Linked DNA regions of Mus musculus: region 2 is linked to region 1. The links are chromatin contacts, found by Hi-C or POLR2A ChIA-PET in ENCODE. All regions are on one chromosome and are shown on one strand. Each heading gives the region's core, a stretch centred on a gene start or an enhancer-like site at or near the end of the contact. The rest is flanking DNA. Distances are from core to core; before and after follow the strand shown. Region 1 holds the start of Eml4 (echinoderm microtubule associated protein like 4). Region 2 overlaps Eml4 (echinoderm microtubule associated protein like 4).

Evidence for each region. A loop is a pair of places that touch in the nucleus more often than their neighbours do. ChIA-PET counts read pairs that join two places held with the same protein, here RNA polymerase II (POLR2A).
Region 2: a loop to region 1 is called in a map of heart, with 2.3 times the contacts of the local background. The contact joins the enhancer-like site here to the promoter of Eml4 in region 1. A Hi-C loop is called at or near these places in 4 of 37 maps with a recorded cell type or tissue (heart and v-Abl transformed pro-B cells). POLR2A ChIA-PET finds 5 or more read pairs at or near these places in 1 of 5 experiments (Patski).

What each region holds. Positions count from the first base shown.
Region 1 is chr17:83,348,637-83,352,669 of GRCm38, reverse strand. It overlaps Eml4 (echinoderm microtubule associated protein like 4), which reads right to left and starts at 1,729. Exons shown (of 23, transcript NM_001379374.1): 1 at 1,431-1,729. The coding sequence starts at 1,455.
Region 2 is chr17:83,396,161-83,400,193 of GRCm38, reverse strand. The region is part of intron 1 of Eml4 (echinoderm microtubule associated protein like 4); the gene reads right to left. Among named protein-coding and RNA genes, the nearest start is that of Eml4, 47 kb to the right of the region's middle. Within about 2 kb of position 2,338, at least 1 of the 3 ENCODE cell types and tissues checked has a DNase peak (open chromatin) inside an H3K27ac peak, as active enhancers do; it is heart, where a contact is called at or near this core.

The DNA.
Region 1 (4,033 bases), core at 480-2,979:
AAGGAGGCCGAGAAGGAAGTAACTTCACTATGTAAGGAATTACAAAACATCAAAGGTTAGATAATGGACAACAGGTGTCTTTGGAGAGAAAAGAACCACAATGCATTGCTCCTATTTTAGGATTTCCATTCTCAAAGCTGTATAACAACAATGATTTTTTTTTCCCCTCAAGAAAGTCAAGACCAAAATTGTGCCTTTACTATTTAACAACTGTAAGAGCCTGATGCTCTTCTGTTTACTTTTTAACTTTACTTTAAAAAAAAAATCCATCTAATCCCAATCTTGTGTGGGCAGATTAAAATATGGCTTAGTGCCAGATGGTTTGCTGATCAGTGAACATTAACTAACTAGAGATTTATTATCACGAAATGGAAAAAGAAAAGCATCCGACTATACACGCTACTACCACATAAACTAGTCAAATATACAAATCAAACCCAGTCGCTGGTATCACATAACCGCAGTATCAGCAAAAACAGAATCGTTTCTCTCACCGTAACACTGAAATCTCTACAGTAACTGGATTCCAGTGGCCTCAAAGAATAGCCATTCCAGACACAGGTACTGGTTACCCTGGAGTTCTGTTCCTCAAGTCAGTCACAACATTTAGCACCTGTACTCTGGTTAAATGGAACACTGAGAAAACACTTCAGCCAACAGGATACCCTATCCCTTTCTCTCCATTCCACAAAGACAGCATATTCCAAAAATGGAGAATCCTTTCTTTTCCGATTGAGGCCCCCTCTTATGGGTTCATTGGGCAGGATTACTTCTCTCCAGCACGCATGGAGAGCATACTTCTGCTTTCACTCTTAAAGAGGGTCCCCCAACACAGATGCGCCTCTTCCTTCCCTGTATTGAGTAGATGATAATGCTCTCCACCACTGCAAAACGTTCAGGGAAGTGGAGGGAAGCTGTCAGTTACTGAGGGCTACTTAATAAATCTTCAAATATAAAGACTGAAAGGGGTGACTCCAATCCAGAAGTGGGACTGGGGATTCCTACTCCCTCCGGAAAGGCTGCCCCAATCTTGCCTATCATTCCGTTTAAGTGGAGAGATGTACTCTGAGGGAGAGTCTGTATTTGATGAAGGGGTGCCCTGACTTTAACGGGGTGGGGGGGTCAGAAGAAGGTGCTAAGTGTACCGGGAGGGACGTAGCAGCGGCTGGAGGGTCGTTGAGGGGAAGGAGGGCCCCCGCACTGAAGGGGGCTCTGGGAAGAAGGGAGGGTCTGGAGGCGAGGGCTGCATGGGGGGAGGGGCCGCCCGTCCCGGAGGCGGCGGCGGGGCTGCAGCCTCGCGGGGACCATGTGCCGGGAGCGGCGGCCACCCGCAGGGGCAGCCCGGGGAGCAGGGCCCGCGGCGCGCGCGCGCGCAGGAAGCCGGGGTCCCGGGTTACGTACGAGGGGCGCGAGCCCGCGGCCGGACTCACCGAGGCTGCCGGCGAAACCGTCCATCTTGCGGGGACCGCGCCGGGCTCGGGGCTCAGCGGGGCGGGCGCTTCATTCAGCGCCCCGACCGTGCGGCGGCCGCGGGACCTGACCCGCCGGTTCTCAGCGTCGCCCGGCGCGGCTTCCGACTCCCGCCGCCGCCGTCCGCCGGTCAGCCCGTCAGCCCCGAGGGTCAGTCGGTCAATCAGGTTGAGAGCCGCGCCGCCCGCCGCCTGCCCGGCCTCTCTCCCTCTCTCTCTCTCTCTCCTAAGCCGCAGCCGTGAGCGCCGCGCCGCGCCGCGCCGCGCCCCGCCCCCGCGCCCGCGCGCAGCCACGGCTCCGCCCCCGCGCACGCCGTCACGCTTCCGATCCCGCCCCACGTGACGGAACGGGGCGGGGCTTCCCGCGACACGCCCCTCCCTCTCTGCCCTGCCTCCGCAGCCGCAGAGAACTCTTGAGAGTTAGGAGGCTATTGGCTGCTCTTGTGTTCCTGGCCCGGTTTCGCCACCAGGATTCTCCAGCCCGAAACTGGGTCTGAGTGGACGGGGCTCGTGGGTGTCCTGCTGCTAGAAAGCTGACCTGCACTGTGGGATTCTTTCCCTCTGGGAAGCCCGCGGAGCACAGTTCTAGAGTTCTTTTGAAGGGAGGTAACGAGGAGGCTAACGAGTGAGAGGAAAGATTCCCCTTCTTGGGGTTCCCCTCTCCTCTAGTCAGTGAGAATTCTAGGTAGAGACAAGACTTTTTGACCAGCCTGAGGCCATGTCTGCCACAACCGCAGGTTCTAGGACAGAGCACAAGCAAACAATGTTAATGCTGGATGAAAAGAGTTCGTCTTACCCAAGTCTTATGAGGAAAGTGCACGTAAAAGACTGGCTTGGCTTACTCTCCTTTTGTTCTTCCCATCAGGGCACAAAGCCACCGGATAGCCTATCAGGAAACTATAGCACAGACTATTAGTTTTTAAATAAACCTTAGTTCTAGGCTCAAATCTATGAAGTCACCTAACTAAATTTAGGCCTTGCTTTAATTTATTTGCAAATTCAAGTGCTAGACTGTACCTGAGGCTGACCTCTGGCACACGCATGCACAAGCACAACCAAAACTCATCCCATCTTCTTCAACCCTCTAATCTTTTATTATTATTATTTTATTTTTTAAAGATTTTTTTTAAATTTATATGGGTACACTGTCACCCGGTTACAGATGGTTGTGAGTCACCATGTGGTTGCGGGGAATTGAACTCAGGACCTCTGGAAGAGCAGTCAGGGCTCTTAACCGCTGAGCTATATCTCTCCAGCTCTCAACCCTCTGATTTTATCCTCTTTCCTTACAAAGACATTTGAATAGTTTAGGTCCCTTCTAGGTCGATGTGCAGATTAGAGTAACAAAAAACTGTAAGGTGTCTCAGAGACTAAATTAGATATACCTTTTAAAGTAGCTGGGTTAGGAAAAAAATAAGAATGTCTGTTAATAGAGTTGTAGGTTACAAGGAACAAATTGAAGTAAGGAGAGAAGAAATGGGGAACAACAACTGCCATGAAAAGAATTGACAGAATTAAATGGTTGAAAGGATTGTTAAACATCCTTGAAGGATACCTCTCCCCTTTGATGCCTTTTTAAACTTCTTTCCTAAGGGCCTGGGAGTGTACCTCGGTGACCAATTGTGCTTAGTAAATAGGAGGCACTGGGTTTGATCCCCAGCTCTGGAAACAGCCAACAAACAAAATCTAACTTAAAAACTTAAGGAAACATCACAGCAAACCTAGGAGGTCAGTGTTGTAAACAGGACACAGCAAGGCTGAGAGATGACAGTCAGTAATGTGCTTCCCACAGAAGCAGGGAAAGTGTACTGATGTACACTTACAATCCCAGATCTGGGAAGGCAGAGACAAACTGAACGCCAGGGCATCCTGGCCAGCCAGCCTCCACAGAGAGGTCCTATCTCATAAACAGCTCATGAGGAACTGTACCTGAGGCTGACCTCTGGCACACGCATGCACAAGCACAACAAATGAAAACCTGACATTGGCTTTTTAAAAAATGTTTAACTAAAAGAAGAGAATAGTAAGTCAGGTTTTCTTCTAGCATGGTGAACCAATTTTTAAGTTTTCAATAATTGAAGTAGAACTTGATTTCCTACTTATAGTAAAGCCATATATATAGTATATATATGTATATATTATATATGTATATATCACATATAGGTATACATACGTATATATTACATATATGTATATATGTGTGTATATGTATATATTACATATGTGTATATATTATATGTATATATGCGTGTATATTATATATGTATATATTACATATATGTATATATTACATATATGCTATACATTATATATAATTGCTAGAGGCATTCTGATTAATTTCATATGATTCACATTTTAAAAAGAAAAACACAAGTATTATACATTTAAAATTCTACAGCACTGCGTTACTGAGTATGTTCTTGACAGGAGACAAATGTCTATTTTGGCTTGCCATCAATGAAGGCCAAATTCTCTACTTACAATGTACTTATCTGATGACTGCAAGGACCTTCCCCTTTGGCTTTGTGTGTTGCAACCCTTGCTCCTCCCACACTCCTCACATA
Region 2 (4,033 bases), core at 1,089-3,588, 47 kb before region 1:
AAAGAGTTTTACACTTTAAGTTTTTTTGTGAACGTGGGGTTGAGATCATTGTTACCAGGAAACTTTTCTCCCAAACTGTACTGTACTGTACTTAAATATGTCTAAGATTAACTGTCTAGTGTCAAGACTGGAAGTTTGAACTAGCACCAGCTACTGAGGAGCGCTGACCAGGGTCTCCTTCTTGCACAGAGAATCCTTCCTCTGCTGGCATGAGGCTTGGAGGGACCCCAAAGAGTAAAGTAAAATTATGTTATGGACTTTTTTGTTCAATTAAGTGAAAATCCTTCTGTAAACTTATAAATATGATATTCAATGCATATTACCAGTAACGAGAGGTATGGAATCATTACAAAGTACTCCAAGGCCTTCAAATACCTCCTCTTAAAGACACAACAAAATCTATAACTAATTTGCCAGTTAGTGGAACAGGGGGAAAAAAGGAGAAAGAGATACAGAAGTTTGTTTTTTCCCTACTGGCAGAGGCACTTCTTCATCACCCAGCAACTTACCTTTATTGTTTGACTATTAACCGGACTGGGTTGTCATTAAATACGTCTGCAGAGAGTCAGAAATGATGTAACTCTATATCAAAGAGTCAATGCCAATTTGCATTCTGCAATAGCTAAGATTAATTCCAGGAAATAACTGTAAGGAAAGCGTGCGCGCGCGCGCGCACACACACACACACACACACACACACACACACACACACACACACACACCACACACACACACACACACATACAGCACTGGTTGCTCTTCCAGAGGTCCTGAGTTCAATTCCCAGAAACCTCATGGTGGCTCATCTGTAATAAGATCTTCAGGTGTGTCTTAAGACAGCCACAGTGTACTCATACACATAAAATAAACAAATTTAAAAACAAAACAACAAACCAAAGGAAAAGGTCTATGCTGGAAACACAAATGCACATATAGACACACTCGGGCAGGGTTTAATGTTTCTTACTAATCTGAATATCTTATTTCCGAAGTAAAAATCTTCTAGAAGAAGAGTTTTTAACTAAATAATATTTTAAAACTCAGGTATTTTAAATTTGTAGTAATCAGTAATATTCATTACCTCTGTTTAACAATACAATGATAACAAAAGCAAGACTCCTTTCTGATTTTGAAAGTGAAATAATACTTTGGGTGGTTTAAATAAGGATGGTCCCCACAGGCTCATATATTTGAATACTTAGTTACCATGGGGTGACACTACTTAGGAGGTGTGGCCTTGCTGGAGGACCAGGTGCTCTCAGCTTCTTTTCCAGCACCTGCCTGCATGCTATCACACTCCCCACCATGAGCATAATTGACTAAACCTCTGAGACAGTACGGAAGCCCCTCATTCCAAGCTTTCTTTCAGAAGAGTTGTTTTGGCCATGGTTCACAGCAACAGAACACTGAGACACACTTATCTACTTTAAAAAAGACTGCTTTTCCCTTGTAAGCTATTGTCACTAAAAGTCATCTAGCATATAACACAAAAAATTGTGTTTAAGAAAATGAAAAAGGGGGATGGAGAGATGACTCAGCAGTTAGGAGCATTGGTTGCTCTTCCAGAGGTCCCCGAGTTCAATTCCCAGCAATCATGCGGTGGCTTGCAACCAATTACAATGGGATCTGATGCCCCGTCTTCTGGCACATAGGTATAATTGCAGATAGAGCATACATACATAAAACAAATAAATATCTTAATTAAAAAAAAAACATGAAAAAAGGTCATTTTACTACTGTAATCCAAGGATGGTACCTAGTTTCAAAAAAATAGTAACTATTCTATCATTAATCCAATACAAAATTTAAAATATGTGCAGATAATTCTGTTTCCATGAGGGCTTTGGTTGGACCTGACTGAGGATGAAATATACAATCTGATTTTTTAGGAGGCACTATTTTAAATTGCTGTCCACGAAAAGCTAGTGCTTTCTATTCTTTTCTCAAGGATAATAGTACATTACATAACTAACTTATGTAATATATTATTCTTGAGAAAGGATTAATATCTAATTAATATCTAAGAAGAGTATGCTTCTTAGGAGAAGAAAACCGTGTAGCACACACTTGTTATAAAGTGAGCAGTTTTAAGTACTCAGAGCACTTAGGCCAACACTTATGCCATTCTTTTCGGGCACACTTAAGAGTGCAGGGAAGAACAGGATCTTGATTAGTCCCCACCTCCAGCCTCTTTTGTTCAAGCAAGTCAAGTGTGACAGACAGGACTCTTCTACATACAGGAATCACACACTGAAGCCACTGGCAAGCTGTCTTCCGCTCTTAGCATTTCTGCCTGTTTCCTGCTGCCTTTCCGGACACTGCAAGAAAACCCCAGCTCAAAATCTCACGACATACTTGACATTCTGAGGAAATCCTCTCCATCCAGATGGCCTATCACAAAGCCCATCTAGGCTGACACAAGTAAAACATGCTTAAGACAGTCCCTCTCCTGTCCCTTTGCTCTCTGAGCTAAAAGTTTTCTGCTCATTGATAAAGTGACACAAAGAAGCTGAAGGAGAGCAAGCAAACAGGAAACAGAACTGCCTCAGGCCACAGAGACAGCTAACAGACGTGATTGCCACAGCCATGCGCTGGCTTGAGGCTGGTTGGAGGCTTGGGTGCTTCAGCTGCTCCTCATCCACAGCTTCAAATCCAAACCCAAGTTCTCCTTCTTCTGAAACTGCAACACAGTACCATTTCTATAAATACCACTTCAGAAGTACAAAAGTGATCATTTTTTTGGGTAGGAAATAAAAATAAACACTGTGCGTGCAGTGGCAGGTCACACTTCCTTCTTCCTTTTGCTTTTGTTTAAAATGAAACCCACTTGGAGCATAAAGAATAATCACTTTTCATTAATTTTAAAACCTAAATATTTAGACTATATATGATATAACCATTTCACTAATAAACATAATTAAGTCATTTTCAAAATTATTTTAAAATGTTACAAGCTATAGTAGTATCAATTAATCTATAAGATAAAACAATTCACGACTGCTTGTATACACTCATTTTAAACCATTGATGCTGACAAGTAACGTAAAGTCAGAGATATTTCAGTCTGTCTCACACCATGTAAAGCCAGGTGACAATGAATATAATGGTTTTTTTTTCATGTGAGAGGCTGTTATTACAGAGGCACCTCTGAAGGGGGGGGGGGAGTGGTGGTGAGGGGAAGAAGTGAGGAAGGGAGAAAGAGTTACAATGTATTTTTTGTGTGAGCACTTCTGAAGTCAACTAAACAACAGATTCACAAAAAAGTATTGAAGGTGGCAGAGGATTTTCTTCAATTTGTTACTTTAAAACTTTGTATTTACAAAAAACCTATACCAACCCAAAATAAACACAAGTAATATGACTGCTATAAACACATTCACACACAAAAAAATAGTTAATAAATGAACCGTAACCCAAACGGAACATGCAGAGCTGTGAAGGAGAGGAGACTACACAGGATCAATGAATCTGTAAGCTGATAGAAGTGGAATGTGGAAAACCACCTACATTTATTTCCAATAACCTTGTGGGAAAGTGGGAGCCTTTAAAAGAGTATTCTACAATAAGAATTCAGAAAGCAACTGTTCTGATTAACAACTGGTACAGATCATCAATAGGTAAGCAATGGAGAGACTAATGAGACTTAAGTGAGCTGCGGAGTGCGTCTGAGTCATCACAAATTAGGAAGCCTTCAGATTCTTAATAATGATTCCCAGGGAGCCAGAAGCAGTTGTATGTTAACTTTAACCTCCCAATTTCAGCTGGTTCTATAGTTCTTTAAACTGCATGATGACAGCCTCTTGAAGTTAAGAAGTGCTTTCTATCTAGGATTAGCAAAACCACTTCTTTCTCTTCTGCAGTATGACACAACCAACCTTTTTCTCCACATCAATTTGATAAGATAAGAGTACTAATAATTTACTTATAGATTATATTAGATTGGTAATTCTTTCTTCTCAAATAAATCTGAGTTTGGGCCAGAAAGCTAGGCTCCTACTCTTAGTTACTATGTTTGAGAACTATCTACTATCTA